Linked DNA regions of Homo sapiens: region 1 is linked to region 2. Evidence: chromatin loops called from intact Hi-C (ENCODE). Cell type or tissue: GM12878. All regions are shown on one strand. Each heading gives the region's core, and the rest is flanking DNA. Links, peaks and the distances in the headings are about the cores only.

Region 1 (16,487 bases), core at 6,522-11,521, 270 kb before region 2:
ATCAAATGATCCTCCTGCCTCAACTTCCCAAACAGCTAGGACTGCAATCAGATTTAGTGTGTTTTGAGAAAGCTCTATCAGGGTGGAAGTGGGAGGCCTTTTGGGATATCTATTCTAAGGGACTTTGAGTGGAAAAACAGGAGGATTTGAGGGAAGTATTGTTAGGTGCCAGCAAGTGACTTTTTAGACAGCTTTTTTGTATGTGGATGCATTATTTGCCAAGTTTTTTCCCTTTATTCTCTCTCAAATGTTGCCCTGGTTTAAAAGCTCATTAATTTATATGCAATCCAATGTGAGGATAAAGTGTAATTCAGAGGTGCAACATTCTGATCTCATTGTTTCCCACCAATTTGGTTAGCTAACCTCTGTACAAAATACAATCTTCAAACTACAACTTCAAGGCTTTAAAAATTGAGGATGAATGTTATTTTAGGCAAGCCACAGTTGCCCTAGATCCTGCCCCATGTTGTTTGAATGTGCCCTGCTTTGTATGAATAATTCCTGCATGTTGGCAACACCAAGAGATTTTTTGGAGCTAAAATACAACTCACAGTGTAACCACAGTAGGGCCGAGAGATTTGCCACACAGGGGATGTGGGCCCCTGGGGAAGCTGGCGTTCGTATTAAAGAAGCTCATTAGAGCTAAGGGTTAGCCACAAACCTGCTCCCTTGAGGGAAGAGAAACGCTAAATACATTTTTTCTCTCTCATTCCCACAGTTCAGAACAAAGGGTTTAAATCAGTCAGCTCTTGTTATCTGTGCTTGTGAGGAATGGGAACAGAATGGATAAGCCAGGTTCAGTGTCTTTAGTTTTAGTGAGTAGTCTTTACCCTACACCAGGGTGAACTTTTGCTGAACTGTTTCCAAGTAGCAAGGGTGCCTGGAATTGAAAGCCTCCCTTTCTTTCTTTCTTTCTTTCTTTTTTTTTTTTTTTGAGACGGAGTCTGCCTCTGTCGCCTAGGCTGGAGTGCAGTGGCTGCGATCTCGACTCACTGCAAGCTCCGCCTCCTGGGTTCACCCCATTCTCCTGCCTCAGCCTCCCGAATAGCTGGGACTACAGGCGCCCGCCACCACGCCCGGCTAATTTTTTTGTAGTTTTTTAGTAGAGACAGGGTTTCACCGTGTTAGTCAGGATGGTCTCTATCTCCTGACCTCGTGATCTGCCTGTCTCGGCCTCCCAAAGTGCTGAGATTACAGGCGTGAGCCACTGCGCTCAGCCGAAAGCTTCTTTTTCTTGGCACGGTGGCTCACACCTGTAATCCCAGCACTTTGGGAGGCCGAGATGGGCCAATTACCTGAGGTCAGGAGTTCCAGGCCAGCCTGGCCAACATGGTGAAACCCCATCTCTACTAAAAATACAAAAATTAGCTGGGCGTGGTGGTGGGCACGTGTAATCCCAGCTACTTGGGAGGCTGAGGCAATAGAATCACTTGAACCCGGGAGGTGGAGGTTGCAGTGAGTTGAGATTGTGCCACTGCACTCCGGCCTGGGCAACAGAGCGAGACTCTGTCTTAAGAGAAAAAAAGAAAAAGAAAGCCTCCTTTTCTTTCTGAGACAGGAAATCTGTGTTTAGCAGAGTCTCACCTTGGGCTTTGGGTGAAGAAAAAAGACTCCAATTCTTTGAAGATAGTAGAAGAGTTCCTCAGTTGTGGGGGGGTGCCAGATGGGTCCAAAGTAGGTTTATAGGTAAGCACATGCACACACACATACATATTTTTAAGTAAAAATGGAGAGGAAAAATAAAGAAATAGGAAAATAGAAGAAAATAAAGGACTAGAAGAGGGAAGATGAGAGACCACAAAAATTCTAAAACTTACCATATTTCACTAAATCTAAAGGCATCATAGATTGTTACTTTATGTACCACTATGAAAGAAAAAATGCTCTAAATTAAGCCATGATTTGACATGGATTGTATGTAAGATGCATCTTGATTTGGGAGATATTATAACAAAAAATGTGTAACTTGGAGTTAGTGAAAATTGGTAGCGCCTCATCTTTTTCAGCAATTTTATTTGCAAGTGTTCAAATAGCTGAAATATAACAGAAAACATTGTCTTTACTCTTTGGTCATTTAAAAATCTTGGGTCCTGTGCCGGGTGCAATAGCTCACGCCTGTAGGATCCCAGCACTTTGGGAGGCTGAGGCAGGCAGATCACAGGGTCAAGAGATAGAGTCCATTCTGGCCAACATGGTGAAACCTCACCTCTACTAAAAGCACAAAAATTAGCTGGACGTGGTGGTGTACACCTGTAGTCCCAGCTACTCGGGAGGCTGAGGCAGGAGAATCTCTTGAACCCAGGAGGTGGAGGTTGCAGTGAGCCAAGACTGCGCCACTGCACTCCAGCCTGGTGACAGAGCAAGACTCTGTCTCAAAAAAAAAAAAAAAAAAATTGGGTCCCGCAATATCACTTCAATACTCTTTTGCAAACAGTTGGGTATTTCCTTTGAAGCTACAGATTTTTTCCATGTTAGTGTCTAAAATATTTTTTAACATCCTCAAAACATTTTTGCAGACTTCAAAGGGAGAGTTATTAACTAAAGAGTACATCAGGAATAGGCCTGGGTGGTTTGAATCAGTTCATATAAATCATTAAAAATTAATCAGAAGTATTTATGAAAACCAGAACATAATTTCTCTGTGACCTCTGGATAGAAACGCTGAAACATCTGTCTTATTCCTATGTGTACTGAAACAAAGAGTATTGACAGTCCTGTTTTCTCTTTGACTTTTGGTTTTTAAGAGGTATTTATGATGGGCTTTCAGCAGGGCATGGATGAAGAAACTTGGCATGAAACAAATATCTAGTTTGGCCTAAAAAGAGATCATCTAGCATTGCTCTAGGCAAGTTTACTCTGAGATAGTTAATTCTATGAAGTGAAATTTTTTTTTAAAGTGAAACCAAAGCCCATTTATGTAATAAGGTTAATCTCAGTATTTTTTGTTATCACTCCTTACAGCCTTTTTATTTTATAAATATCCATGCATTTTCTTGACATACATTCTTCATATTCAAATTTATTCCTCTAGAGAGATTCTCATTAGAGTTTGTTTTTCCTTGTGAAAAGCAAACACTGAGAGGGAAAATAAGAGAATGATGCAGAAGGAATTATTAAATTATAGTATCAATCCAGTGTTGAGAGATCACTCTGGGGACAGAGCTGTGCTCAACTTAGCTGACTGCAACAGGCTGGGGTTGAATCCAGGACCAGGAACAGGACCCGGCCCTGGAGCAGACATCTCGGGGAATGGACTCACTCTGCTACAGATGTGAGTTGAAGTCCAGTGCAGCAGGGGTCATAAGTAGTTGAAAGATGGATGAAATGGCCGGACGCAGTGGCTCATGCCTGTAATCCCGGCACTTTGGGAGGCCGAGACAGGCAGATCACTTCAGCTCCGGAGTTCGAGACCAGCCTGGGCAACATGGTGAAATGCCAGCTCTACTGAAAATACAAAAATTAGCCAGGTATGGTGGCGGGCGCCTGTAGTCCCAGCTACTCAGGAGGCTGGGAAGGTTGCAGTGAGCTGAGATTGTGCCACTGCACTCCAACCAGGGTAACAGAATGAGACTCCGTCTCAAAAAAAGATGGATGAAAGATCACAGCCTTCAGAACTCCAAGTATTAGGTAGCCAGTATCAGCCCACTTGTGTATGTTGGTACCACTGCTAATAAAACATAATATTCACTGAGTACTTAGGGCCAACTATTGTCCTAAGTGCTTTATATCTATTAGCTTATTAAGCCCTTGCAAGATCCTTATAAAGTTTCACAGGTAAGAGCATGGAGGCCAGAGGGGTTAGCTGGGTTCCCAAGAACACACAGCTAGAAGTGACATCCAAACTAGGTCCTTTAACACCATGTCTGTCTCCTGGATCTGTGGAAGAGGAAAAGGACTCCAGTCCCTAGGAGGTGGACTGGCAGGAGAAGAAAGCCCTCTAGTTCTGCAGGAGTACTGGGCAAGTTCCCAGGAAGAGACGTGGGCACAGGACAAGGGACAAATCCAGAGCACACAGTGGATACTGGAACTTGGGAACAGAGCAGAAAGACCAAAACCATTGTGAGAGGCATAACATTCAGTTGCTGGGCATCAGACTCCAGTTGGCTGCCTAGCAGTTCCACAGAGTTCCAACCCCACCTAAGGTCGGATTTCTTCCTAGCGATTTGATGAGGTCGAGCCAGTAGATGAAGTGGGGATAGGATAGGGAGCAAGTGACTTAACAGTTAGGAGGGAGGAAGCTGGAAACTAGGAAGGGTCAGACCCACAAGAAAGTGTATGTGTTATTAGTATTAATCACAACAGATGCCTGAAGATTTCAGTTGTATTTCACGTTGTCTGCATTTCCTCCGTTTATCATTTGAAAGCTTGCTGGTCCCATGAAACTTAAGCATGCTATGTATATATACAAAAAATATGCTTGTATTAATCTGTTCTCATGCTGCTAATAAATACATAACTGAAACTGGGTAATTTATAAAGGAAAGAGGTTTATTTATTTTTTTAATTATATTTTAAGTTCTAGGGTACATGTGCACAATGTGCAGGTTTGTTACATAGGTATACATGTGCCATGTTGGTTTGCTGCACCCATTGACTCGACATTTACATTAGTTATTTCTCCTAATGCTATCCCTCCGCCAGCCCCCGACACCCCCTCCACAGGCCTCAATGTGTGATGTTCCCCGCCCTGTGTCCATGTGTTCTCATTGTTCAACTCCCACCTATGAGTGAGAACATGCAGTGTTTGGTTTTCTGTCCTTGTGATAGTTTGCTAAAAATGATGGTTTCCAGCCTCATCCATGTCCCTGCAAAGGACATGAACTCATCCTTTTTTATGGCTGCATAGTATTCCATAGTGTATATGTGCCACATTTTCTTAATCCAGTCTATCATTGATGGACATTTGAGTTGGTTCCAAGTCTTTGCTATTGTGAAGAGTGCCACAATAAACATATGTGTGCATGTGTCTTTATAGTAGCATGATTTATAATCCTTTGGGTATATACCCAGTAATGGGATCCCTGGGTCAAAGGTATTTCTAGTTCTAGATCCTTGAGGAATCACCACACTGTCTTCCACAATAGTTGAACTAATTTACACTCCCACCAACAATGTAAAAGTGTTCCTATTTCTCCATATCCTCTCCAGCATCTGTTGTTTCCTGACTTTTTAATGATAGCCATTCTAACTGGAGTGAGATGTTATCTCATTGTGGTTTTGATTTGCATTTCTCTGATGACCAGTGATGATGAGCATTTTTTTTTCATGTGTCTGTTGGCTGCATAAATGTCTTCTTTTGAGAAGTGTCTGTTCATGTCTTTTGCCCACTTTTTGATGGGGTTGTTTTTTCTTGTAAATTTGTTTAAGTTCTTTGTAGATTCTGGATATTAGCCCTTTGTCAGATGGGTAGATTGCAAAATTTTTCTCCCATTCTGTAGGTTGTCTGTTCACTCTGATGATAGTTTCTTTTGCTGTGCAGAAGCTCTTTAGTTTAATTAGATCCCATTTGTCTATTTTGGCTTTTGTTGCTGTTAGTCTGATGGGCTTCCCTTTGTGGGTAACCCAACCTTTCTCTCTGGCTGCCCTTAACATTTTTTCCTTCATTTCAACCTTGATGAATCTGACAATTATGTGTCTTGGGGTTGCTCTTCTCGAGGAGTATCTTTGTGGTGTTCTCTGTATTTCCTGAATTTGAATGTTGGCCTGCCTTGCTAGGTTGGGGAAGTTCTCCTGGGTAATATCCTGAAGAGTGTTTTCTAACTTGGTTTCATTCTCCCCATCACTTTCAGGTACACCAATCAAACATAGATTTGGTCTTTTCACATAGTCCTATATTTCTTGGAGACTGTGTTCGTTTCTTTTCACTCTTTTTTCTCTAATCTTGTCTTCTCACTTTATTTCATTAATTTGATCTTCAATCACTGATATCGTTTCTTCTACTTGATCGAATCAGCTATTGAAGCTTGTGCATGCGTCACGAAGTTCTCGTACTGTGGTTTTCAGCTCCATCAGGTCATTTAAGTTCTTCTCTACACTGTTTATTCTAGTTAGCCATTTATCTAACCTTTTTTCAAGGTTTTTAGCTTCCTTGCGATGAGTTAGAACATGTTCCTTTAGCTCAGAGAAGTTTGTTATTACCGACCTTCTGAAACCTACTTCTGTCAACTCCTCAAACTCATTCTCTGTCCAGTTTTGTTCCATTGCTGGTGAGGAGCTGCGATCCTTTGGAGGAGAAGAAGAACTCTGGTTTTTGGAATTTTCAGCTTTTCTGCTCTGGTTTCTCCCCGTCTTTGTGGTTTTATCTACCTTTGGTCTTTGATGTTGGTGACCTACAGATGGGGTTTTGGTGTGGATGTCCTTTTTGTTGATGTTGTTGCTATTCCTTTCTGTTTGCTAGTTTTCCTTCTAACAGGCCCCTCAGCTGCGGGTCTGTTTAGTTTGCTGGAGGTCCACTCCAGACCCCGTTTACCTGGGTATCACCAGCGGAGGCTGCAGAACAGCAAATATTGCTGCCTGATCCTTCCTCTGGAAGCTTCATTCCAGAAGGGCACCCACCTGTATGAGGTGTCTGTCGGCCCCTTTTGGGAGTGTCTCCCAGTCAGGCTAAATGGGGGTCAGGGACCCAATTGAGGAGGCAGTCTGTCCGTTCTCAGAGCTCGAATGCTGTGCTGGGAGAACCACTGCTCTCTTCAGAGCTATCAGACGGGGATGTTTAAGTCTGCAGAAGTTGACTGCTGCCTTTTGTTCAGCTATACCCTGCCCACAGAGGTGGAGTCTAGAGAGGCGGTAGGCCTTGCTGAGCTGTGGTGGGCTCTGCCCAGTTTGAGCTTCCCAGCCACTTTGTTTACATACTGAAGCCTCAGCAATGGTGGACGACCCTCCCACTGCCCAGCTACAGCATCACAGGTTGATTTCCGACTGCTGTGCTAGCAGTGAGCAAGGCTCCATGGGCATGGGACTGCTGAGCCAGGCACAGACAGGATGGAATCTCTTTGTCTGCCAGTTGCTAAGACTGTGGGAAAAGTGCAGTATTTGGACAGAAGTGTACGGTTCCTCCAGGTACAGTCTGTCACAGCTTCCCTTGGCTAGGAAAGGGAAATCACCCAACTCCTTGTGCTTCCAGGTGAGGCAATGCCCCACCCCACTTCGGCTTGCCCCCTATGGGCCGCACCCACTGTCCAACCCGTCCCAATAAGATGAACCAGCTACCTCAGTTGGAAATGCAGAAATCACCCATCTTCTGCATCAATCATGCTGGGAGCTGCAGACTGGAGCTGTTCCTATTCAGCCATCTTGGAAGCGACCCAGGAAAGAGGTTTAATGGACTCACAGTTCCATATGGCTGGGGAGGCCTCACAATCATGGCAGAAGGCAAATTAGGGGCAAAATCATATCTTACATGGTGGCAGGCAAGAGGGCATATGCAGGGGAACTCTCCTTTATAAAACCATCAGATCTCATGAGACTTATTCACTATCATGAGAACAGCATGGGAAAACCCCACCCCTGTGATTCAATTACTTCCCACAGGGTCCCTCCCATGACACATGGAGATTATTACAATTCAAGGTGAGACTTGTGTAAGCGCACAGAGCCAAACCATATCAATGCGGTAATCAGTTTAACTGATATATACCTGATCTTTTCCAAAAAGGATCTAATGATGTATTTTATTAATTATGCCCAGATAATTTCTCATTTTCTGCAGGAAAATAATTGCAGGCAGCAAAATATTAACAATTATCCTTATTTTATGTTAGGTTATTTTTATCAACATTTTGTAACTGATATAGAATGTAAAATTTAGCATCAAGACCAGGAAAATCTTTTTGAGATTACATATTCCATTTGTATTTTATAAAACACATGAACTTTAAAGTCTAGGAAAGTTACCAGGAAATAATTTGGATTTGGTGGGAAAAAGCAACACAGTTGGATATATAATAAAATGGTTTGGGGAAAATATTTATGGAAAAATAATGCCTTTGACAATTGTTTATGATGCTCATTGTACTATAATAAAGTTTGAGTTTAATGGTTTTATTGTCGTTTTAACCCATAGTGTATATTCCTTTCTTGCATGAGTTTGCCATTATTAAACACAGCATTATTGTTAATCACTCAGGTAATTCAACATGCTTACAATCTGTAGCTTTCAAGGACAAGAATTATTTAATTTTCTACTTATTAATTTGGGATTCATTTGGAGGAGGACAGTTTTGACATTTTTTTGTTTGCCTAGCTTTTTTTTTTTTTTTTTCCTAGAGAACAGAAATGAACTCAAACAGACATTGACAAATAGGAGAATAATGTCATTAAAAACAGGATGACTCTTGGTGAGGAAAAGGGCACAACAGTACGTCAAGGGCCCCCACAGCCCACGCCACAGAGAGGAATGACTAGGCAGGAGTGGAAAGGAAAAGGCCAGCAGTTGGTGATGAGTCAGCAGTACTTTTGCTAAAAATGCTAATCTAATACAGCAGTGGGAAGTGTTGGTTAGCATGTGATCATCGAGGCCTGGAATGACTCCTTCCTCTCTGCAGCTCTCAGGAGTCCCTGTTGAAGGACCGGGATGGGGGCTTTGGTGCCCTATAGACCTCTGTGTGTTGTTTTGGGGTGTGGATCCTCCTCTAATTAGGAAAGATAGCTAGAAGGCAGGCTCAGAAGTCTGCCCCAACTCACACTTCCAAAATTCACATTGGCGTGTGTAAGAGATCTGAGAAATGAAAATGTGTGATATTCTCCCTCATCTTCATATTAAGATAATTTCTTAGGACAAAAATGATTTTTAAACATACCCCTTACTCCAGCGATATCTGAGCCCTGATCACTCAGGAAGTGATAATGACACCTTTGTTTTTTGTTTTTTTGTTTTTTTTTTAATCACTTGTAACCGCTGTGTTGTAGGCAGGGAAATACTTAACCATGAAAGTGACATATTCTTGTTTTATTCCTATACTTAAAGCAAAAGCTACTTACTTTCAGTGTAGGTCAATTTAGATCTGCAAAACAGAATACCATTTTAGATGCTTTGAGGCAGTGTTCCTGTAACAGAATTGTTAGTAATTTTAGAAGATTAGTGAAATATTTTATTTTGAAAACCATTATGGAATTCCATGTTTGTTTCTTTTAATGGATAAATTTAAATATATATCAAATGGATAGATTATTGTAGACTTTTTCAGGGATAGTTATTTTTCCATCAGCAGTACTGTTAGACTACTCTATGCAGAATACATCTACTAGAATGACTTATTTCCTTTTTTGAAAAAAAAATTGAATTTTATTTTAAGTTCCAGGATACATGTGCAGGACGTGCAGGTTTGTTACATAGGTAAATGTGTGCCATGGTGATTTGCTGCATCTATCAACCCATCACCTAGGTATTAAGCCCCACATGTGTTAGCTATTTATCCTGATGCTGTCGCCGCATCTTCCATCCCCAACAGGACCTAGTGTGTGTTGTTCCCCTCCTTGTGTCCATGTGTTCTCATTGTTCAGCTCCCACTTGTAAATGAGAACATGTGGTGCTTGGTTTTCTGTTCCTGCATTAGTTTGCTGACTATAATGGCTTCAAGCTCCACCTATGTTCCTGCAAAGGACATGATCTCCTTCCTTTTGATGGCTGCATAGTATTCCATGGTATATATATATATACACACACATATATATATACACACACACTCATATATATATACACATATATATATAACATTTTATTTATCCAGTCTATCATTGATGGGCATTTGGGTTGATTCCATGTCTTTGCTATTGTGAATAGTGCTTCAGTGAACATAAGTGTGCATGTATCTTTATAATAGAATGATTTATTATATTCCTTTGAGTATATACCCAGCCATGGGATTACTGGGTCAAATGGTATTTCTGATTCTAAGTCTCTGAGGGATTGCCGCACTGTCTTCCATAATGGTTGAACTAATTTACATTCCCACCAACAGGGTAAAAGCTTTCCTATTTCTCCATAGCCTCACCAGCATCTATCGTTTCTTGACTTTTTGATAATCACCATTCTGACTGGCATGAGATGGTATCTCATTGTGGTCTTGATTTGCATTTCTCTAATGATTTGTGATGTTGAGTTTTTTTTCATGTTTGTTGGCCACTTAAATGTCTTCTTTTGAGAAGTGTCTGTTCATGTCCTTTGCCCATTTTTAATGGTTTTTTTTTAATGTAAATTTGTTTAAGTCCCTTGTAGATTCTGGATATTAGCCCTTTGTCAGATGCATAGATTGCAAAAATTTTCTCCCATCTATAAGTTGTCTGTTCACTCTGACAATAGTTTCTTTTGCTGTGTGGAAGCTCTTCAGTTTAATTAGATCCCATTTGTCAATTTGTGCTTTTGTTGCAATTGCTTTTGATGTTTTTGTCATGAAATCTTGGCCCATGCCTATGTCCTGACTGGTATTGCCTAGATTTTCTCCTAGAGTTTTTATAGTTTTGGGTTTTCCATTTAAGTCTTTAATCCATCTGGAGTTAATTTTTGTATAAGATATAAGGAAGGGGTGCAGTTTCAATTTTCTGCACATGGCTAACCAGTTCTCCCAGCACCATTTATTAAACAGGGAGTCCTTTCCCTATTGCTTGTTTTTGTCTGGTTTGTCAAAGATCAGATGGTTGTAGATGTGTGGTCTTATTTCTGAAATCTCTATTCTGTTCCATTGGTCTATGTGTCTGTTTTTGTACTTGTACCATGCTGTTTTGGTTACTATAGCCTTATAGTATATTTTTAAGAGAAAGACTTATTTCTAATATATCCTAAGATATCTTTCTAGTTTATTAGTACCAGGTATAGGATTTTAAAAGTTGAATTTGATTTACTTAAACTAATAATAATATATTGATTGATTACTATTGAAAGTACTATTTTAAGTGCCTTATAAATATTATTTCATTAGTGCCCACCACAACCTGATAAGTAAAGTAATTTATTATCCCCATTTTACATGTAAGGAAAGTGATCCACAGACAGTTTAAGATAGAGCTGGCCGAGAATGGGGCTAAGATGTAAAACTACACAGGCTGATTCAAGAGCATGGAGGCCACAGTCTTTCCACACTGCTTCCCAGAAGGAGGGCCCCATTACCACCGTTCACTTTGGCAAGGAACTCATTTTTATGGGTTTTCCTTTGTTCATTTGTAAAATGATGAGGTTGGATTTCAAGATCTGTAAGGTCCCTGACAGATTTGAAGTTATATTATCTTTAATGTCTTGGAACGTCTATTGAAAAAGGACAGATTGGACCAGGCATAGTGGCTCACACCTGTAACCCTAGAGCTTTGGGAGGCTGAGTGGGGAGGATTGCTTGAGCCCAGGAATTCAAGACCAGCCTGGGCAACATAGTGAGACCTAGTCTCTACAAAAATCTAAAAATTAGCCAGGCATGGTGGTATGCATCTGTAGTCACAGCCCTTGGGAGGCTGAGGCAGGAGGATCCCATGAGCCCAGGAATTCAAGACTGCGGTGAGCTATAATCCTTACTGTACTGTAGCCTGAGCAACAATGTGAAACCCCATTTCTTAAAATAAAAATAAAATAAAATAAAAAAGATATTAACCACACATATTTGATTTGCATTCTCCACTAAAATGACATGGATATATATAATATGATATGATATGATATGATATAGTTAAAAGTGACCTCATATGACAAACTGGACAAGAGAGAAGACAGCAGGTCCAGAGAACATGAATGTAATGGCATGGAGATAAGTTGGACCCAAGTGCCTGCAATGAATGACACCAAAGAAGAACCCAGTTAAATGAGGCCTTGAGAGACTTAGTGCTCCAGCAATGTCAGGGACAGCAGGCAATGAGATGATGTCATTGTGAAGATCATTGGGACTCCCTGGTCCTCCACCCCACTTCCATTGTTGGAAGTCAGGTGACAGCTCTCCTCCCCTCCCACCCAGCCTCATCCCCTTCTACCACTATTGCAGGAAACTGAAGATTAATTTTTCAGAAAAAAATGAACCAAAAAAGTACCAAAAACACGGACACCAGGTAAAACAGAGGCCTGGGGAGATCCAGCTAAACTTTTTATATGAGATTCTGAGACCATCAGCTCTCTTCCTTAGCAGCCGGGCATGTGACCACTCGTAGCCCCCACCAATGAGGCACTGAGGTTTGACAGTGAATGTTCTTTGAGGAAACTGAATGGTTGTAAAGAAAAGACCTCCATCTATTGCATTTGGGACTCCCCCACTGAAAAGGACATCTGTCTCCATGGGAATCCACTAGTAAATCCATCTGTCATCAATCTCTGCCCCCTGATGGACACATAACTCTTTCCCATCAGCTCTTTTGGTGTCTCACTTAGAAGCAAGGAGCACAGTGTCTAGCATGAAACACCAGATGAAACAGAACAAAATAAAACTAAAAAACCCTAAAAAAGGAACCCCAAGAAAATAGAGCGAGAACAGAGAACAGAAGAAAACATCAAAATATTATGTTTAACATTCCCATGGAGAAAGAATAAAATCTTGGTATCTCTAAAGTAAGAACAAGAGTCTGTAACAGAATAAGAGAAGACAAATAAGAGGAGAAGAAAAATTTCTCGGAAGTTAAAAAAATGTGTACTGCAACAGACACACTTGCTTTTTCTATCCAACAACCATCCCTACCCCCACCACACTTTCTGCATCCCATTGCAGAGGCTGCTCACACCAGCGGCTTGCTTTCCCAGCCTCCCTTGCAGTTAAAAAATGGGGCATTTGACACAGTAAAGGGAAGACTGCTGAGAGTCCTCCCAGAGGGAATGGTTTACTTCCCTGATGAAAAGTAGATTATGGGAGGAAATCTCGCTCTCTTTAGCAAAATGTTATTTTGTCTTTAAGTGACTCCTGGAACTATGGCAATCTCCTTGGGTCATTGAAAAGACAAGCATATGAATGCAGCTAATTACTGAGGATGGCAAAGGGGAAGGGGACAGAGCCTGGATCCTCGAATACACCATTGAGCTGAGGATCTACATACAGGGTAATGAGAAGATACACATATATGGTAATTGGACTGTAAGGGAAAATCTAAAGTTTAGGTGGAAGAGATAGCCTTGTTGGGAAAGAGGTGATGTTATTGAGGGTTCCAACAAGCCCTAAATTGCATAGCCCATTCACTCGCCAAATAGTTACACTCGTATGTCAGGATTTTACATTCTAGGTAAAACAGACAGGAAATTGAAAATAAAACAAAACGAGAAAAGAAGAAATATGCCAAAAAGTGGAAAATGCTGTGGAGAAAAAGAGACAGAGTAGGCTGGAGGGGTTGTGGGGAGTGGTCAGAGAAGGTGTAAGTAGCGCCATTGAAGCAGAGACTTGAAAGAAACAAAGGCTCCCCATGCAGACAGGGGAAGTCAGTCCCAGGAAGAGGAAGCAGCAAGTGCAATGGCCCTTAGGTGGCAATGTGCTTGACACATTTGAAGAAAAGCAAAGGAGGCCAGAGAAGAGTGAGAAGAAATTAGTCAGAGGTGACTTGGAGAAATAATGAGAGGTGAAATCTTGTAGATTCTGTCAGGCCACTGTATGGAGTTAGCCTTTTTCTCTGAGTAAGTAGGAAGATTTCACTGGGTTTTGAGCAGAATGTCATTATCTGACTTATATTTTAAAGAATAAGTCTGTGTGTGGTGCTGAGAATAGAATGAAAGGGGTAAAGGTTGAGCAGGGAGATGGCTGAAAAGATATTGCAGTAATTGCAGTGAGAGATAACGATAGCTGGAACCTGGATGGTCACAGAGGAGCTGGTGAGCAGTATTTGGATTTCTGTATATATCTTATAGGTAAAGACAAAGCCATCACCCATACGTGCTGATGAATTTTACATTAGTGGACATTGACATGGCTGTAAGGTTTCTGGCCTGAGCAAGTGTATAAACTGAGTTGCCATTTACTAAAATGGGGAAGATTGTGAAAAGAGGAGCTTTGGAAAGGAAACCAGGGGTGTGGTTTTGGAATATTTTTCCTCCTAAACATCCAAGATAAGCAGGCAGTTGGATATACCAGTCTGGAGTTCAGGGAAGAGAGGCAGAGGATTAAGATGTTTGTTTAAACGTGGTCAATGTATAGAAGGGATTTAAAGCCGTGCTGAAGAATGGGTCATCCAGGGAGTGAAGGTGGATAGAGAAGAGCTCTAAGGACTGATACCTGGAGCTTCCCACTATTTGGAAGCTGGGAGGACAAGAAGAAACTAGTAAAGCAGTCTGAGGAGGAGCAACCAGGGAATCATGTCCTGGAAGCTGAGTGAAGCAAGGGCTAATCAGCCACTGAATGCAGTTAATAGAACAAGTAAGAAGACTGAATGTTGACCACCATAGTTAGCAAGATGGATACTGTTGTTGACCTTGATAAGGGCTCAAGTGTCTTTAAGAACAAAGAACCAGTCAGGTTCAGCCAAGGATGATGTGTCAGCAGTAGCAGCCTCTCTGGACACCCAGTTATGGGAAGTGGAGTGAAACAGTGAAATGACCCCTTGCCTAGGGAGTGGGCACAATTCCAACATTGCCTATAGGGATATGGAAGCCAAATGTGAGAAATGGTCATGAAAAGGAACATAAGAAGCTCTGATTTTACCATTTAAGTCAAGCAGTTATGCCTTTTGGAGCTGTTATTTATTTGGAAGCACATTAAAGGAAGCTAGAGGACCCATTTCCCTGTCCAAATGTCAGGAGTCTTTGAAAAGGCAAGCATAATGAAGAGAATATGGAAACCATAAACACAAACTTTAGAATAAAGACGCATCTGGTGCAAATTCCAATATCACATGCTAATTTTTGATACCAAGTTACTGAACCTTTCTGAATCTTAGTGTTCTCTTCTATAAAATAAGGCTAGCCATGTGTGTCTCATGAGATTGTTTTTTTCAACTTTCATATTAAATGCAAGGGGTGCATGTGTAGGTTTGTTACATGGGTATATTGCATGAGGCTGAGGTTTAGGGTTCGATTGCACCCATCACCCAGGTAGTTAGCATAGTACCCAGTAGGTAGTTTTTCAACCCTTGACCCCTATGAGAAGATTTTTTTATGAGTAATAATTGGATGGCATATGGAAGGCCCCTAGAACTGTATCATCCAAACAGGTGACCAGCAAGTGACAACTTTGATTATTCTTACATCTTAGCTAGGCCTGAGGTAGAAGCTACTTGTTTTAATGTGAGAAAGATGAAGCATTTGTTGACATGAACCTAGTCAGAGAAGGAGTTGGCTAGAGCTGTAGTTTTAATAAAGTTCTTTAAAAGGCATTTATTATGGCCTAGACCTTGGAAGAAACAGAGCAGAGGTCTCAAGGCCTTATTTTCTTGATATATTCCAAAATAAATCTCACTGACTTCTCTTAAACTCTGCCCTTCAAACCAGATCGTAGCATGTATAAGGTTAAGATAATATCACACCCATGGGATGCTGAGGGCAAAAAAGTTCACCTTGCTGCCTGAGAGTGTGCCAGATGCCAAGAAGTACATCTTTGTGAGGCACAAAATGGCCTTAAGCTCACCTTTCTTCTGTGTTTTTCTTCTCAACCTTACGTATTTTTACATTAGAGCTCTCAGTACACATGGGTGTTGGCTTTATTCTCCCTAGTTCACAAAATAGAAAGCAGATAGCAAATGCCTAAGAAATAATTTTTTGAGAGTACACTATGACTCTCTTTTTATTTTCATAGTAACTCAGACCAAATTGGAATACTTCTAGTAGAAATAGTCACATTCCTCACTCTTGAATAAAATATTTAGATATTTAGCAAATGGATTCTGTGTCCTAAAACAATGTTTACTTGTGGCTATGATTAACTACATTTTCTTATTTAAATATATGATTTTGAGTCTTGGTTCTATGATTTATTATTTATTTTCTATCTGATTTGACTGTGAAACTTGATGGCATGAAAGCACTTTGGCCAAGAAATTCATAGGGCAGTGTTAGTTTTGGATTTCACTTTTCCTACTAGAGTTCATGGTCATTCAGTTTATCAATGTACAAAAAATTAGACAAAGTGGATATTTCCCAGAAGTCAAGCAATTTCCCCAGAGGGAAAATAAAATTTCATCAGTCCCTGAATTTAAAAATCTCCAAACCCCATTTAAAAATAACCATACAAATCCTGTTTCTCCACATAAGACTCAAAGATTTGTTTGTGCATCTTGAATCTACAACTGCTTTGTGTGTTTCCTGACCTTTACTTATATAAGTTCTAGTCCCCATTAGAGGTAAATGGATTCTAAAGTTTGCTTTAAAATCATTGCCAAAGTGGCCTTATCTTTATTAGTTTCTGACTATATAATCTGAGTGAGAATACATTGTAATAGGGGCATTGAAAAATCACTGAGATTAACTTGAAAGGATTATTTCTGGCAGAGATGACAATTTCTAAATACTGAGATAAGAGATATTAAGCTTAACTTGATTCTAACCTCTTTGTTGTCATGATCATGGTGGAAATTTACTTAACCAATTCTCTGGGACAAAGAAATTGTCA
Region 2 (16,487 bases), core at 5,063-10,062:
TTTTAAGAGAGAGAGGGTGTTGCTCTGTGCCCAGGCTGGAGTGTAGTGGCATGATGATAGCTCACTGCAGCCTCAAATTCATGAGCTCAAGTGATCCTCCTGCCTCAGCTTCCTAAGTAGCTGGGACTACAGTTGTGCCCCACTGCCTCCCAGAGTCATTTTTAACTATACTGACCATTTAAACTATTTGAGTTTCTCTGATAGTTAGGGAAACATACTAATTAGGTATGTTTTTTATGAACTTTTAATGCTGGTTATTAGTACAATCACAGGTGTCTTAAATATTCTTGAGGATATTTTAGGAAGTAGGAAGAATAATGATGATGATGAAGATGATAATGATGATGGTAGTGGTGGTGGTGGCAGCTAATTTAACAGTGTACTGGCTGCATTCTAAGACTTTGCATGGATTAACTCATTTAACCTTCTCAACAGCTTCTAAGGTGGGTGTTATTATCACCGCCATATTTCAGATGATGAAACTAAGGTGCAGAGTGTTTAAGTTACTAGCAGGTGGCAGAACTGGACTACAACTCAGGCAGTCTCTAAGTTTCTACCACAGCCTCTCAATAAAGTTCTTTACTCTTGGATGGGTATAGTGGCCCATGCCTGTAATCCCAGCACTTTGGGAGGCCAAGGCAGGAGAACAGCTTGAGGCCAGGAGGTTGAGAACAGCCTGGGTAACATAGCAAGATCTCTATCTACAAAACAAAAAAAAGAAAGTTCTTTACTCTCACATAATTCATTCTTGAAAATACGTAAGAAAGAGGATTCTGGGCCGGGCGCAGTGGCTTACGCCTGTAATTCCAGCACTTTGGGAGGCCGAGGTGGGCAGATCACCTGAGGTTGGGAGTTCGAGACCAGCCTGACCAACATGGAGAAACCCTATCTCTACTAAAAATCCAAAATTAGCCGGGTGTGGTGGCACATGCCTGTAATCCCAGCTACTCGCAAGGCTGAGGCAGGAGAATCGCTTGAACCCGGGAGGCGGAGATTGCAGTGAGCCGAGATCCGCCATCACACTCCATCTTGGGCAACAAGAGTGAAATTCCATCTCAAAAAAAAGAAAGAGGATTCTGTTCCTTTGAAAGGTAGATAACAATAAAAGATCCATTTGTATATCTTCTTTGGACAATAGTGCTGCTGTGAACATGCATGCACAGGTGTTTGTCTGAATTCTTGTTTTCAATTTTTGGAGGTTATACCTAGGAATAGAGTTGCTAGGTCACATGGTAATCCTATGTTTCATATTTTGAGGAACTGCCAAACCGTTTTCCACAGTGGCTATACCATTTCTATGTCTCCACCAGCAATGAATGAGGGTTCTAATTTCTGTACATCCTCTCCAACATGTGTTGTTTTCCATTTTTGTATTATAGCCAACCCAGTGGGTGTGAAGTGGTATCTCACTGTGGTTTTCACTTGTATTTCCTTAATGCCTAATGACTTTGGGCATCTTTTTGTGTGCTTGTCGCCATTTGTGTATGTTGTGTGGAGAAATTTCTGTTCAAATCCATTGCCTGTTTTTAAATTGGGTTGTTTTTTGTTGTTGAGGTATAAGTATTTTTTTTTAATACTTTAGGGTACATGTGCACAATGTGCAGGTTTTTTACATATGTATACATGTGCCATGTTGGTGTGCTGCACCCGTTAACTCGTCATTTACATTAGGTATATCTCCTAATGCTATGCCTCCTCTCTCCCCCCACCCCACAACAGGCCCCAGTGTGTGAAGTTTCCCACCCTGTGTACAGGTGTTCTCATTGTTCAATTCCCACCTATGAGTGAGAACATGCAGTGTTTGGTTTTCTATCCTTGCGATAGTTTGCTCAGATGATGGTTTCTAGCTTCATCGACGTCTCTACAAAGGACATGAACTCATCCTTTTTTATGGCTGCATAGTATTCCATGGTGTACATGTGCCACATTTTCTTAATCCAGTCTATCATTGATGGACAGTTGGGTTGGTTCCAAGTCTTTGCTATTGTGAATAGTGCCGCAATAAACATATGTGTGTGTGCATGTGTCTTTATAGCAGCATGATTTATAATCCTTTGAGTATATGCCCAGTAACGGGATGGCTGGATCAAATGGTATTTCTAGTTCTAGATCCTTAAGGAATCGCCACACTGTCTTCCACAATGGTTGAACTAGTTTACAATCCCACCAACAGTATAAAAGCTTTCCTGTTTCTCTACATCCTCTCCAGTACCTGTTGTTTCCTGACTTTTTAAAGATCGCCATTCTAACTGGTGTGAGATGGTATCTCATTGCGGTTTTAATTTGCATTTCTCTTGATGGTCAGTGATGATGAGCATTTTTTTTTTTTTAATTTATTTTTTTATTGATAATTCTTGGGTGTTTCTCACAGAGGGGGATTTGGCAGGGTCATGGGACAATAGTGGAGGGAAGGTCAGCAGATAAACAAGTGAACAAAGGTCTCTGGTTTTCCTAGGCAGAGGACCCTGCGGCCTTCCGCAGTGTTTGTGTCCCTGATTACTTGAGATTAGGGATTGGTGATGACTCTTAACGAGCATGCTGCCTTCAAGCATCTGTTTAACAAAGCACATCTTGCACCGCCCTTAATCCATTTAACCCTGAGTGGACACAGCACATGTTTCAGAGAGCACAGGGTTGGGGGCAAGGTCACAGATCAACAGGATCCCAAGGCAGAGGAATTTTTCTTAGTGTAGAACAAAATGAAAAGTCTCCCATGTCTACTTCTTTCTACACAGACACGGCAACCATCCGGTTTCTCAATCTTTTCCCCACCTTTCCCGCCTTTCTATTCCACAAAGCAGCCATTGTCATCCTGGCCCGTTCTCAATGAGCTGTTGGGCACACCTCCCAGACGGGGTGGTGGCCGGGCAGAGGGGCTCCTCACTTCCCAGTAGGGGCGGCCGGGCAGAGGCGCCCCTCACCTCCCGGACGGGGCGGCTGGCCGGGCGGGGGGCTGACCCCCCAACCTCCCTCCCGGACGGGGCGGCTGGCCGGGCAGAGGGGCTCCTCACTTCCCAGTAGGGGCGGCCGGGCAGAGGCACCCCTCACCTCCCGGACGGGGCGGCTGGCCGGGCGAGGGGGCTGACCCCCCCCCCACCTCCCTCCCGGACGGGGCGGCTGGCCGGCCGGGGGCTGACCCCCCCACCTCCCTCCCTGACGGGGCGGCTGGCCGGGCAGAGGGGCTCCTCACTTCCCAGTAGGGGTGGCCGGGCAGAGGCGCCCCTCACCTCCCGGACGGGGCGGCTGGCCGGGCAGGGGGGCTGACCCCCCCCACCTCCCTCCCGGACGGGGCGGCTGGCCGGGCGGGGGGCTGACACCCCCACCTCCCTCCCGGACGGGGCGGCTGGCCGGGCAGAGGGGCTCCTCACTTTCCAGTAGGGGCGGCCGGGCAGAGGCGCCCCTCACCTCCCGGACGGGGCGGCTGGCCGGGCAGGGGGGCTGACCCCCCCCCCACCTCCCTCCCGGACGGGGCGGCTGGCCGGGCGGGGGGCCGACCCCCCCACCTCCCTCCCGGACGGGGCGGCTGGCCGGGCGGGGGGCCGACCCCCCCACCTCCCTCCCGGACGGGGCGGCTGGCCGGGCGGGGGGCCGACCCCCCCACCTCCCTCCCGGACGGGGCGGCTGGCCGGGCGGGGGGCCGACCCCCCCACCTCCCTCCCGGACGGGGCGGCTGGCCGGGCGGGGGGCCGACCCCCCCACCTCCCTCCCGGACGGGGCGGCTGGCCGGGCAGAGGGGCTCCTCACTTCCCAGTAGGGGCGGCCGGGCAGAGGCGCCCCTCACCTCCCAGACGGGGCGGCTGGCTGGGCGGAGGGCTGACCCCCCCCACCTCCCTCCCGGACAGGGCGGCTGGCCGGGCGGGGGGCTGACCCCCCAACCTCCCTCCCGGACGGGGCGGCTGGCCGGGCAGAGGGGCTCCTCACTTCACAGTAGGGGTGGCCGGGCAGAGGCGCCCCTCACCTCCCAGACGGGGCGGCTGGCCGGGCGGAGGGCTGACCCCCCCACCTCCCTCCCGGACGGGGCGGCTGGCCGGGTGGGGGGGCTGACCCCCCCATCTCCCTCCCGGACGGGGTGGCTGGCCAGGCTGAGGGGCTCCTCACTTCCCAGTAGGGGCGGCCGGGCAGAGGTGCCTCTCACCTCCCGGACGGGGCGGCTGGCCGGGCGGGGGGATGACCCCCCCACCTCCCTCCCGGATGGGGCGGCTGGCCGGGCGGGGGGCTGACCCCCCCCACCTCCCTCCCGGACGGGGTGGCTGCCGGGCGGAGACACTCCTCACTTCCCAGATGGGGTGGCTGCCGGGCGGAGAGGCTCCTCACTTCTTAGACGGGGCAGCTGCCGGGCGGAGGGGCTCCTCACTTCTCAGACGGGGCAGCTGCCGGGCGGAGGGGCTCCTCACTTCTCAGACGGGGTGGTTGCCAGGCAGAGGGTCTCCTCACTTCTCAGACGGGGTGGCCGGGCAGAGACGCTCCTCACCTCCCAGACGGGGTCTCGGCCGGGCAGAGGCGCTCCTCACATCCCAGATGGGGTGGCGGGGCAGAGGCGCTCCCCACATCTCAGACGATGGGCGGCCGGGCAGAGACGCTCCTCACTTCCTAGATGTGATGGCGGCTGGGAAGAGGCGCTCCTCACTTCCTAGATGGGATGGCGGCCGGGCGGAGACGCTCCTCACTTTCCAGACTGGGCAGCCAGGCAGAGGGGCTCCTCACATCCCAGACGATGGGCGGCCAGGCAGAGACACTCCTCACTTCCCAGACGGGGTGGCGGCCGGGCAGAGGCTGCAATCTCGGCACTTTGGGAGGCCAAGGCAGGCGGCTGCTCCTTGCCCTCGGGCCCCGCGGGGCCCGTCCGCTCCTCCAGCCGCGATGATGAGCATTTTTTCATGTGTCTGTTGGCTGCATAAATGTCTTCTTTTGAGAAGTGTCTGTTCATATCTTTTGCCCACTTTTTGATGGGGTTGTTTGATTTTTTCTTGTAAATTTGTTTAAGTTCTTTGTAGATTCTGGATGTTAGCCCTTTGTCAGATGGGTAGATTGTAAAAATTTCCTCCCATTCTGTAGATTGTCTGTTCACTCTGATGGTAGTTTCTTTTGATGTGCAGAAGCTCTTTAGTTTAATTAGATCCCATTTGTCAATTTTGCCTTTTGTTGCCATTGCTTTTGGTGTTTTAGACACGAAGTCCTTGCCCATGCCTATGTCCTGAATGGTATTGCCTAGGTTTTCTTCTAGGATTTTTATGGTTTTAGGTCTAACATTTAAGTCTTTAATCCATGTTGAATTAATTTTTGTATAAGGTGTAAGGAAGGGATCCAGTTTCAGCTTTCTACGTATGGCTAGCCAGTTTTCCCAGCACCTTTTATTAAATAGGGAATCCTTTCCCCATTTCTTGTTTTTGTCAGGTTTGTCAAAGATCAGATGGTTGTAGATATGTGGTGTTATTTCTGAGGCCTCTGTTCTGTTCCATTGATCTATATCTCTGTTTTGGTACCAGTACCATGCTGTTTTGGTTACTGTAGCCTTGTAGTATAGTTTGAAGTCAGGTAGTGTGATGCCTCCAGCCTTGTTCTTTTGGCTTAGGATTGTCTTGGCAATGCAGGCTCTTTTTTGGTTCCATATGAATTTTAAAGTAGTTTTTTCCAGTTCTGTGAAGAAAGTCATTGTTAGTTTGATGGGGATGGCATTGAATCTATAAATTACTTTGGGCAGTATGGCCATTTTCACAATATTGATTCTTCCTATCCAAGAGCATGGAATGTTCTTCCATTTGTTTGTGTCCTCTTTTATTTCGTTGAGCAGTGGTTTGTAGTTCTCCTTGAAGAGGTCCTTCACATCCCTTGTAAGTTGGATTCCCAGGTATTTTATTCTCTTTGAAACAATTGTGAATGGGAGTTCACTCATGATTTGGCTGTCTGTTATTGGTGTATAGGAATGCTTGTGATTTTTGCACATTGATTTTGTATCCTAAGACTTTGCTGAATTTGCTTATCAGCCTAAGGATATTTTGGGCTGAGGCGATAGGGTTTTCTAAATATACAATCATGTCATCTGCAAACAGGGACAATTTGACCTCCTCTTTTCCTAATTGAATATGCTTTATTTCTCTCTCTTGCCTGATTGCCCTGGCCAGAACGTCCAACACTATGTTGAATAGGAGTGGTGAGAGAGGGCATCCCTGTTGTGTGCCAGTTTTCAAAGGGAATGCTTTCAGTTTTTGCCCATTCAGTATGATATTGGCTGTGGGTTTGTCATAAATAGCTCTTATTATTTTGAGATACGTCCCATCAATACTTAATTTATTGAGAGTTTTTAGCATGAAGGGCTGTTGAATCTTGTCGAAGGCCTTTTCTGCATCTGTTGAGATAATCGTGGTTTTTGTCTTTGGTTGTATTTATATATTCTGGTTACCAAGTCCTTATCAGATATATGATTTGCATCTATTTTCCTCCATTATGTAGGTCGTCTTTTCACCTTCTTTTTTTTCACTTTCTTAGTAATGTCCTTTGCTGCACAAAAGTTTTTAATTTTGATAAAATATAATTTATCTACTTTTTATTATTTTGCTCATGCTCTTGTTGTTAAAAACATTTTGATGAGTGGAAGAAATCAAGCACAAAAGAGTACTATCTGATTCCATTTATATGAAATCCTAGGAAAGAGTAATCTAAACAGGTCTGTGAGTTGGCATGGTGGTTTGCACCTGTAGACCTGGTTACTGGGAAGGCTGAGGACAGAAAGATTGCTTGAACCCAGGAATTCAAGGCCATCTTGGGCAGCATAGCAAATAGTGAGACCTTGTCTCTTTTTTTTTAATTTTTTTTTTTTTGAGACAGAGTCTCTCTCTGTCGCCCAGGCTGGAGTACAGTGGCGCGATCTCAGCTCACTGCAAGCTCCGCTTCCCGGGTTCACACCATTCTGCCTCAGCCTCCCAAGTAGCTGGGACTATAGGCGCCCGCCACCACGCCTGGCTAATTTTTTTTGTATTTTTAGTAGAGACGGGGTTTCACCGTGTTAGCCAGGATGGTCTCGATTTCCTGACCTCATGATCCACCCGCCTTGGCCTCCCAAAGTGCTGGGATTACAGGCGTGAGCCACTGCGCCTGGCCAAGACCTTGTCTCTTAAACAAAACAAAACAAAATCCTCTTCTAAACAGGTCTGTGGTTTCCTGAATTGACTGGGAAAGGGTACCAGGGAACTTGTTAGCATAATAGAAATGTTCCATATCATGGTTATGGTAGTGGTTACATGGGTGTATGCAGTTGTCTAAACTTATTGAACCCTGCACTTAAAATGGGTATTTTTTATCTTATGTATGTTATACCTCAATAAAGCTGATGTTTGTAAAAAGAATATGTACAACCTATCCAATCTACTGTTAATTGACATTGAATTTTTTTCAGTGTTTAGCTACTTCAAACAATGCAGCTATGAGTATTCTTGTATGTGTACTTTTGTACACATTTGTACTCATTTCTAGAGGGTATGTATATCTAGGCATTGCTGGGTCATGGGTATGCATATGATTACATTTAGTAGATGCCGCTAAACAGTTTTCTGAGGGGACCGTACCCATTTACACACTCAGCAACAGTGTATGAGAGTTCCGCTTGCTCTGTATCCTCACTGACACTTGCTGTTGTCAGTCTTTGTAATTTTAATCATCCTAGTGGATGTACAGTGGTGTGGACTATGGCTTTAATTTGGATTTCCTGAAGACTAATGAGGTTGATTACCTTTTATTTGGATTTTACCTGTCAGTTCTTTTTTTATTATTAACTTGTAGGCATTCTTTAAATATTGTGGATGAGGACTTTGTTAGTGATATACTATTAGCAGGTAATTCAACCTGTGACTTGCCTTTCAGTTTCGTATTAGTAATTTCTATAAAGGGAAGTTTCTAATTTTAATGTCCTCTGAATGATCAGTCTTTCCTTTTGTGGTTAATAGTTTATGAGTTCTAGGTAAGAATTTTTTTCTACTCCATGGTCATGCAGATATCCTCCTGTGTCATCTTCAAGATGCGTTATTCACAATTAAGCCTAAAGTCCACCTGAAATTGATTATTTTTGCATATGATATGAGGTCAAGATGAATTTTTTTCCTATGTAGATATTTATTTGGCCCCACACTATTTTGTGGAAAGTCCATACTTTCTCTAGAGCTCTGTAATACCACCTTGATCATAAATTGTATGTGTGTAGATCTGTTTCTAGACTTGCTTCTGTTCCAGGGATTGACCCATGGCTCATTTTTGTACAGCCTCCAAGCTAAGAATAGATCTGTATTTTTATAGGGTTGTTAAAAAAAGAAGAATATGCGACGGAGATTGCATGTGTCCCAGAAAGCCTAAAATATTTACTGTCTGGCTCTTTACAGAAAAAGTTTGCCAACCTTTGTTCTATTCCATTGATCACTTTCTTTGCACCAAAACAACACTATTTTAATTAATGTGGCTTTATAATAAGTGCTGCTATTGGGTAGAATGTCTTCTTAGAATCAAATTTTCAGTTTCTATACCCACATGAAAAAAATTCTGTTGGAATTTTGATTTGTTTTATATTGTTTATAATACTGGAATATTTGAAATATGGAATCTTTTGATCTATGAATCTGGTGTATCTCTCTCATGAATGAGTGTTAAAATGGTCTGCATCTTTTGGGATAATCCTTGGATTTTTCTTCCTTAATCACTTAATGTAGTAGATCATGTTGATAAAGTTTTCAAATATGAAACCAGCCCTGCATTACTGGACTAAACCAAACTTGTCCACAGTGTGTGATGCTTTTTATATATCACCAGATTTGGTTTTCTGTTTTATTTAGAATTTTTGCATCTCTGCTCAAGGATTGCCTTCACCTAAAGTCAGGCCTTGATCTGATAATTGGTGTTGAGTAGCAGACATCAAGATGGAAGCATAAACTAAACCAGGATGAGATATGCAGAAGGCTTATTGGGGGCAATGCTTGTAAAGGATAAAGAAGAAAGCAAGAGAGGACAGGGGAAAACCTGAGACCATGAGACAGGCCTGACCCCTGTGAAAGAAGAGAGGAAAGGAAAGAATTGGTAGGAAGGGCCCCAGCCTGCAGCACAGATCTAAGAATGCCTCTGCTAGGCCAGTGAAGAGTCCCCAGGCAAACACTTGTCTTTTAGAAGAATCCTGCTTTGGGCAGGAATGGGGAAATGTGGCCTCTGTGTGAACATGGTGATGGATCCAAAGGGCGGCAGCTGGGGCTGTCAGTCACAGTCTTCCCCTCGGCAAGTTCTTCAGAAGGAGGTGTGCAGAGGAACAGCCCACCTCCATGCTTGACATGGTTGGCCTTTTTCTTTTCATCCCTGCTCACAGGTTGTATTCTTTTGGGGACCCCAAGTGAAAACATGGTGTTTTCTAGAGCTCTTTTCCTTGGCTGGCCCTGAAGTTCCTTTTTTTTTTTGTCTCCTCAGCCTTTTGAGATTGATGGAAGCTCTGTGCAGCTGGTCAGTCTCTCAGCCATTACTTTGGAAACAGGAAACGCCTCAAGGTGAACAGTTGTGCAAAGCACTGGACTCACCTCTCTGGATTTCCATCTATTTGGAAGCTTGTCCCATTAAGCCATCTCTGCCTTGGTAGCTTTCTGGTGCCTTCACACAAATGTGGTTATACATCGTCTAGCTTTTCTGGCTATTATTCATGGGTGGAAGAGTTGATTCTGTAACCAGCTAGTTCACTGTAGGTAGATTTAGAAATTTTCACGTATGTATTTAATGTAATTAATTATGTATTTATTGTTTAATCTTTTATTTTGAACTTTCTCTTGGTTCATTCTTATATTTTTCTCTTTTCTGAGATTAAAAAATAATTTTTCTTTTATACTTTCTACTTGAAAGGTTAAAGAACATTATTACCCTTCTTTCAGTGGTTATCCTAGAAACAATATGCAAGCACATCGAAGTCTGATGCTACTTAAAATTCTGTTCTACTCTTACAAAATATAAGGACCTTAGAACATTTTAACTCCATTATCTCCTTCCTATCTACATGTTGCTTTTTTTGTTGTTTTTTAAAGAGATGGGGTCTCACTGTGTTACCCATGCTGATCTTGAACTCCTGGCCTCAGGCAGTCCCCCTCAGGCACTACTCAGAGCCTCAGCCTCCTGAGTAGTTGGGATTATAGGCATGAGCCACTGCGCCTGGCTCCAACATGTTACTTATATGTGATGTAATTCTCTCTCCTTTTTTCTGTGAAATATCTGTGTTCTGCCCTTATTTTTGGAAGGTATTTTTGCTGGGTACACAATTATTCAGTAATATTGAAGATATTATTTCATTCTTACTCCATCTCCCATGGCTACTAAATTCTCTAGTTTTTCTTTTTCTTCTTCTTTTTTGTCTTTCTGGTCTGCATTCTAGTTAATTTCTTCCAATATATGTTCAGTAAATTTCTTTTTAGTTAAGTTTTAAAGTTTGATTATGAGAAGTTTTTTAGGGTACTGCAGCAAATATGCTTGATCACTTCTTATAGTTTCTTCACCTGGACTACTTTTAGTTTTATCTTTTTATTTCTTCAGACATGGTAAGCGGAATTTTTTTATAATCTGTGCCTGGTGATTCCTTTATCAGAAGTTTTTGAATCTGTTTCTCTTGTTTGTTTTCTCTGGTTTGTTTTCTAAGCTTTAGCTTAGAATATTGTTGTTTTCCATGGTTTTTTTTTTTTAACTGCTTTGTGTTTTATGACCTTCAAAAATTATTACTTGGGGATTCTTTGAGATCTAAGACAAAAAATCTCTTCTCCAAGTTGATTGGTGTTTGCTTTTGTCCAGGGACAGGCTGTTACCTGAGTTAGCCTAAAAATCCATGTCCATGTGCAGTTTAGCCCATGGCCACTTCTTAGAGTTATCTTTCCCCTTCCTTTTTTTCTTTTTCCTACTTTGTTCAGCTCCAAAGTAGCCTCTGGGTTGGTGGGGGCATTATTTGTAGTTACCCTTCCTCTTAAGTGCGGGAGAGTCTCCTGATAGAGATTCCTAACTGGACTTGGGCTTTTTCTTCTATTTGCTGGGTAGAAAAGTCCTTAAAGTGGATGCTCATGTTCAGTGGCCTGGGCATATATTGTTTCACTGGTATCAATAATATTTTAGGATATAATTTTCTAGCAGCTAGGTTTTACATGTATATACACTATGGTTCAGATATAAATTACCCATCTCTCTATATTAGCCCAGTTAGCTAGTACATGGATAAGTCATTAGATAATTTGCTACCCATGTATTTGTCCTATTAAGATGTAGTTATAATAAAATTACCAAGTTATCTGTAGTTTGCTATTATGGGTAATATTTCCTCATGTAAACTGTATAAACTCACTTATATACATATATACACATGTACACATATGCATACATAAGCACACACAAAGGTAATAAAAGTGATTCTATATGTAGCTAGTAACAAGTTAATTTCAAAATATTTATTTTGTTTTTCTCTAGTGGACAGGTGGGAAAATATGGGAAAGGAGGTCTCCAGGGTTGTCTTCTGACTGACTAGGACATGATTAAAACACTTGGGAGCCTCAGATATAAAGGGGCTGTGATGGTAAGAATATATATACATTTTGACCTATGATGATTTTTTTTTTTTTTTTTTGAGACAGAGTTTTGCTCTTATTGCTTAGGCTGGAGTGCGATGGCACCATCTCGGCTCACTGCAGCCTGCGCCTCTGGGTTCAAGCAATTCTCCTGCCTCAGCCTCCCGAGTAGCTGGGTTTATAGGCACCTACCACCACGCCTGGCTAATTTTTGTATTTTTAGTAGAGACAGGGTTTCACCGTGTTGGCCACGCTGTCTTGAACTCCTGACCTCAAGGTGATCCACCCACCTCGGCCTCCCAAAGTGCTGGGATTATAGGCGTGAGCCTCTGCACCCGGCTGACCTATGATATGTATTTTTAAAAAGAAGATGGAGAAAACATGGAACTTTGCTTGAAAGAGAATTGCTTAGGGAAAAAGTGATAGCTGCTTTCAGATGTTTGAAGGGATATTTTGTATAAGATGAAGTAGATTGGTGTTTCACAATTTTCGAAAGCTATAGACCTTTTCCCTAATTCTCTACTGGAAAATTCTACTCATATTTTGGAGACAATCTGAGTGATTGTTCATGCTATGTGGTAAACAAGTAGGGAATTTCTTCCTCCTGACGTACCTGTTCGAGGGAGGTGGTGGCAGCAGCACGAACCTAATGAAGGCAAATAGAGAAACGAGAGGCAAAGACTGAGCATTAGAATATGCAGGCTAGGCACAGTGGCTCACGCCTGTAATCCCAGCACTATGGGAGGCCGGGGTGGGTGGATCACCTGAGGTCAGGAGTTGAGACCAGTCTGGCCAACACAGTGAAACCCTCGTCTCTACTAAAAATAGAAAAATTAGCCGGGTGTGGTGGCACATGCCTGTAAATCCCATCTACTTGGGAGGCTGAGGCAGGAGAATCACTTGAACCCAAGAGGCAGAGGTTGCAGTGAGCCAAGATCGTGTCACTGCACTCCAGCCTGGGGAACAGAGTGAGACTGTCTGGGGAAAAAAGAGAAAAGAATATACAAAGTAAACTTTTCTTACATACTTTGACTTTTCAGTATTTTTATGGAAAATAATTTCTTTTATGTATTACTTTCAGAGCAAAGATCATTAAGGATAGAAATTGTCTTTTATTGCTGAGTTTTCAGTGCCTAGTAAGTACCTGGTACATATAGTAGGAGCTCAGATGTTTGCTGAGTAAATGTGTTGAATAAAGGGAGGTGCACTGGGGTATTTCTAATGATGACCACCATCTTGAATTGGCACAAGCTTCTAAAATGACTGCTCTCAAAGCTGCAAAATTTACTATGTTAGTATCTAACCTCTGCTGTTGAAGAAGAAAAGCAGATTTCTGACTGCCCTCCTACTTTTCTTTTGTCTTTTCCCATCAACCTCTCTAACACAAAGTGCCAGTGACACTCTTTTGATTTAGAAATCAGTTTCCCATAGCTGCTATGTGTATAAGCTAGAACAGTAATAACAAAAACATGGTAATCTTGGATTTACATAACAACTTGAACTTCCTCTTTGTAAAATAAACTGGTAAAGTAAGGTGGTCAAGTTAGATGAAAGGTTAAAAAAAATATTTTACTTCAAGTCCTGGGAAACCTTGTTTATAGTGATCTAAAATGCAAGGAATTCAACTGGATTCAAGTAGCATTGTCAGAAGTTCCATTTCTAGGAGTAGGTTTTAAGAGTTTGAAAAACAGTGCATGAAGTTAATTTGGCAGCCAAGAAAATAAATGAAATTTAAAAAATCTCTTCAAGGGTTCTAAAACACTTAACATGAAATTTAGGATTGCAGAGAACTAATTGGAGACACTGAATAGATAGGACGATACAGGTGAAAAAGAAGAAAAGTGCATGGCGGAGTATTAATGTTCTGCAGAATATTAATTTCTCCTCTGGAAGGAACTTCTTTATAGAAATGTTACTCTAGAGGTAACTCTGTAATTAGGTAATTTTGAGCTTTTTTTTCTAAATTAATTTTTAAATTTATAATTGACAGTTATACATATTTATGAGATGCAGTGTGATATTTTAATGCATATATGCATTGTATAATGATCAAATCATTGTATAATGGTTTCTTTTTATTATTAAAATTTTTTTAGAGACAAGTTCTCACTATGTTGCTCAGGCTGATCTTGAACTCCTGAGCTCAAGTGATCCTCCCACCTTGGCCTCCCAAAGTGCTAGGATTACAAGACCAAGCTACCATGCTGAGCCATTTTTTTCCCCCTTAAATACAGGGTCTCATTCTGTCTCCCAGGCTGGAGTGCAGTGGTACAATCTCAGCTCACTGCAGCCTCCACCTCAGCCTCTGGAATAGCTGGGACCACAGGCTTGCACCACTGTGCTTGACTGATTTTTGTATTTTTTGTAGCGACAAGGTTTTGCCATGTTGCCTAGGCTGGTCTTGTACTAGGCTCCTGGCTCTGCCTCCCAAAGTGCTAGGATTACAGGTATGAGCCACCACACCTGGCCAAGTTGATTTCATAGAAGTTGAGCTGTGTTTTTTTTTCAGCTGCTCCATAACTTAAGACCTTAATCATAGACACCCCCTAGTTGAGTAGTCCCATTTTCTTTCCTGATTGCTCTCCAGCTAGTTAGCCTACATTGAAAGTACGTGATTCATAAATCCATGTAGTAAAGATTTAATTATAATAGTTACAGTCCCTGTTTTTGATGTTTAACAGATAATTTTTCATCTTTGCTATAAAAACAGAATAGAAATATTTACATGTAAATGCCAAGCACATTAAATCAGAAATATAATTTTTGTTTATTTGTTCCTTTAGCAAACATCTGTTGAGTCAGTCCTGTGAGCCACTCACTAAACTAATTACTGGGAAGGAAGTGATGTGGCCTCTAACCTCACTTCCTTCAGATAGCTGTGCACATGTCACCTGTTAGAGAGGCCTTCCCTGACCACTTCAGAAAAACAGCCCTGCCTTTCCCTCTTCCTTTCCTTCTCACTCTGCTTATTGTTCTCCATTGCAGTTGTCACCATTTCTCATATTACTTATTTCTTCCTCAGCATTTTTCTCTCTCAGTTGGAATGTAGAGCAGAAACTTTATTTTCTTTATCTCTTAAAGCCCAGAACAGTTCCTGGCACATATACATCTAATGAATATATGTAGAATACAGGCTCTGATTCCTTGTGCCATGATCCTACAACAATTTCATGTACCTTTATTTTTGTACTTAGGTAATTATTTTATACTTATATCCTCCACCAAACTAGAAACTACTTTTTTTTTTTTTTTTCTGAGACAGAGCCTCACTCTATTGCTCAGTCTGGAGTATAGCAGCACAATCTTGGCTCACTGGATCCTATGCTTTCTGGGTTCAAGCGATTATCCTGCCTTAGCCTCCCTAGTAGCTGGGACTACAGGCGCTCATCACCACACCCTGCTAATTTTTGTATTTTTTTTAGTAGAGATGGGGTTTCACCATGTTGGCCAGGCTGGTCTCAATCTCCTGACTGCAGGTGATCAACCCATCTCAGCCTCCCAAAATGCTGGGATTACAGATATGAGCCACCACAACTGGCTGGAACTTTTTGAAGTCAGTTTTAACCACCAGGTGAGGGGATCTCAGATGGGGTGTCCATTGGGTTGTTAACAGATGAATAGGAGTTTATCAGGAGGAAGGAAAAATGGCATTCCAGAACAGATTTTAGAGACATTTAGAAGTTACATTTGCCCAGATTTGGTTGAAAGATTTTAGGATGGAGTGTGTGTTTCCAGTTAAAGATGCCTTGTGGAGCATTATGTTTTTCTGACTTGAGTGACTGGATAGATGGAGGTGTCATTAAATGAAGGACTGAAGGATATTGAAGTGAAATATATCTCTCCTTCCTCTGGAGAAATGAGTTTAATTTGGGATAAGTTGCATTTCTGATGCCTGTAGAGAGTTCAGTATCTAGCTGAAAATTTGTTTCTAGAGTTCTCAAGAAAGAGGTTAGGGGTTGAAAATAGATTTGACAGTCATTTTATATGTTATAATTAAGTCTTAAGTGTAAGTGAAACCATACACAGAGAGGACAAAGACATGTAGAATGAAGACAGGACTCTAAGAGCTGGTCAGAGAAAGAAGAATCAGAAAGGAAATTTGAGAGTAAGTAGTGGAAAGGTCTGAGGACAACCAGGAGGAGTTGGTAATTTGCTTATTAGGAGGTGATAATTTTAAGTGGGGCAAGGGGAGTGGAAAATTTGTCCTTTGTCTTAGAGAATTCATTAGGATTTGGACTAAAGGGATACAGTTGGACTAGACCTGACAAATGGCAGTTTGGTAAAGTTACTGAGAACAGTTTCAGTGCAGTGGACGGAAGGGAGGAGGAAGACAGATAGAAGTGGGTTGGAACATAAAAATTAGAGCAGCAAACCGTGACAAGGTCAGGGTGGGGTAGTTGGCAGTTTTCCCCCAAGGAGGTATTTGTTAATTTCTGAGAAACCCTGAATTAGAGGTAACTGAAGGTAAGCGATACATACACTACATTTGTAAGTAGTTTGAAAAACAAAGGGATAGAGAGGGTAGCTATATGGAAAGGTGGAGAGAACTTTTGTTGTTTGGGAAGCATTTATATATCCATGAGATTTGGAGAGAAGACTAGGGATTTTCTCACATGAAGTTTTACATGTGAGAAGAGAGAATTATGGTGGCAAGGTCCTGAAGAGGACTGATGACTAAATCCCCACCTGAAATAGGACGAAGAAAATGAGGACAGGCAAAGAAAAAAAAAGTTGAGGATATAGCAATTGAGTGAACTGGGAGACAAGGTTATTGAACTAGTGTGAGGAAATCAGCATGGAACAGCAAGTTAAAGAGGTTTATGATGGCCGGGTGTGGTGACTCATGCCTGTAATCCTAGCACTTTGGGTGGGAGGCCGAGGCAGGAGGATCGCTTGAAGTCAGTTCGAGATCAACCTGGTCAATGTAGCAAGACC

The links. Hi-C counts contacts between places; a loop is a spot of excess contacts. Peaks named below come from ENCODE experiments on the same cell type or tissue, not always from the same donor. Only the 100,000 strongest peaks of a DNase experiment are listed, where the experiment ranks them.
Region 1: it touches region 2 in a loop (3-fold over the local background); 1 of 110 quality-filtered maps calls a loop at or near these places.

The regions. Positions count from the first base shown.
Region 1 is chr10:24,913,488-24,929,974 of GRCh38, reverse strand. All of the region lies in intron 3 of PRTFDC1 (phosphoribosyl transferase domain containing 1), which reads left to right. Among named protein-coding and RNA genes, the nearest start is that of PRTFDC1, 31 kb to the left of the region's middle. RefSeq lists a cis regulatory region at 8,438-8,448 and an enhancer at 8,371-8,515. In GM12878, for the core only: no CTCF peak of the experiment used is centred there; DNase peaks (open chromatin) are centred at 8,514 and 8,679; H3K27ac peaks cover 746 bases.
Region 2 is chr10:24,643,904-24,660,390 of GRCh38, reverse strand. All of the region lies in intron 4 of ARHGAP21 (Rho GTPase activating protein 21), which reads left to right. Among named protein-coding and RNA genes, the nearest start is that of ARHGAP21, 72 kb to the left of the region's middle. RefSeq lists a silencer at 14,388-14,477. In GM12878, for the core only: no CTCF peak of the experiment used is centred there; DNase peaks (open chromatin) are centred at 7,191, 7,590 and 7,760; H3K4me3 peaks cover 1,448 bases; H3K27ac peaks cover 2,032 bases.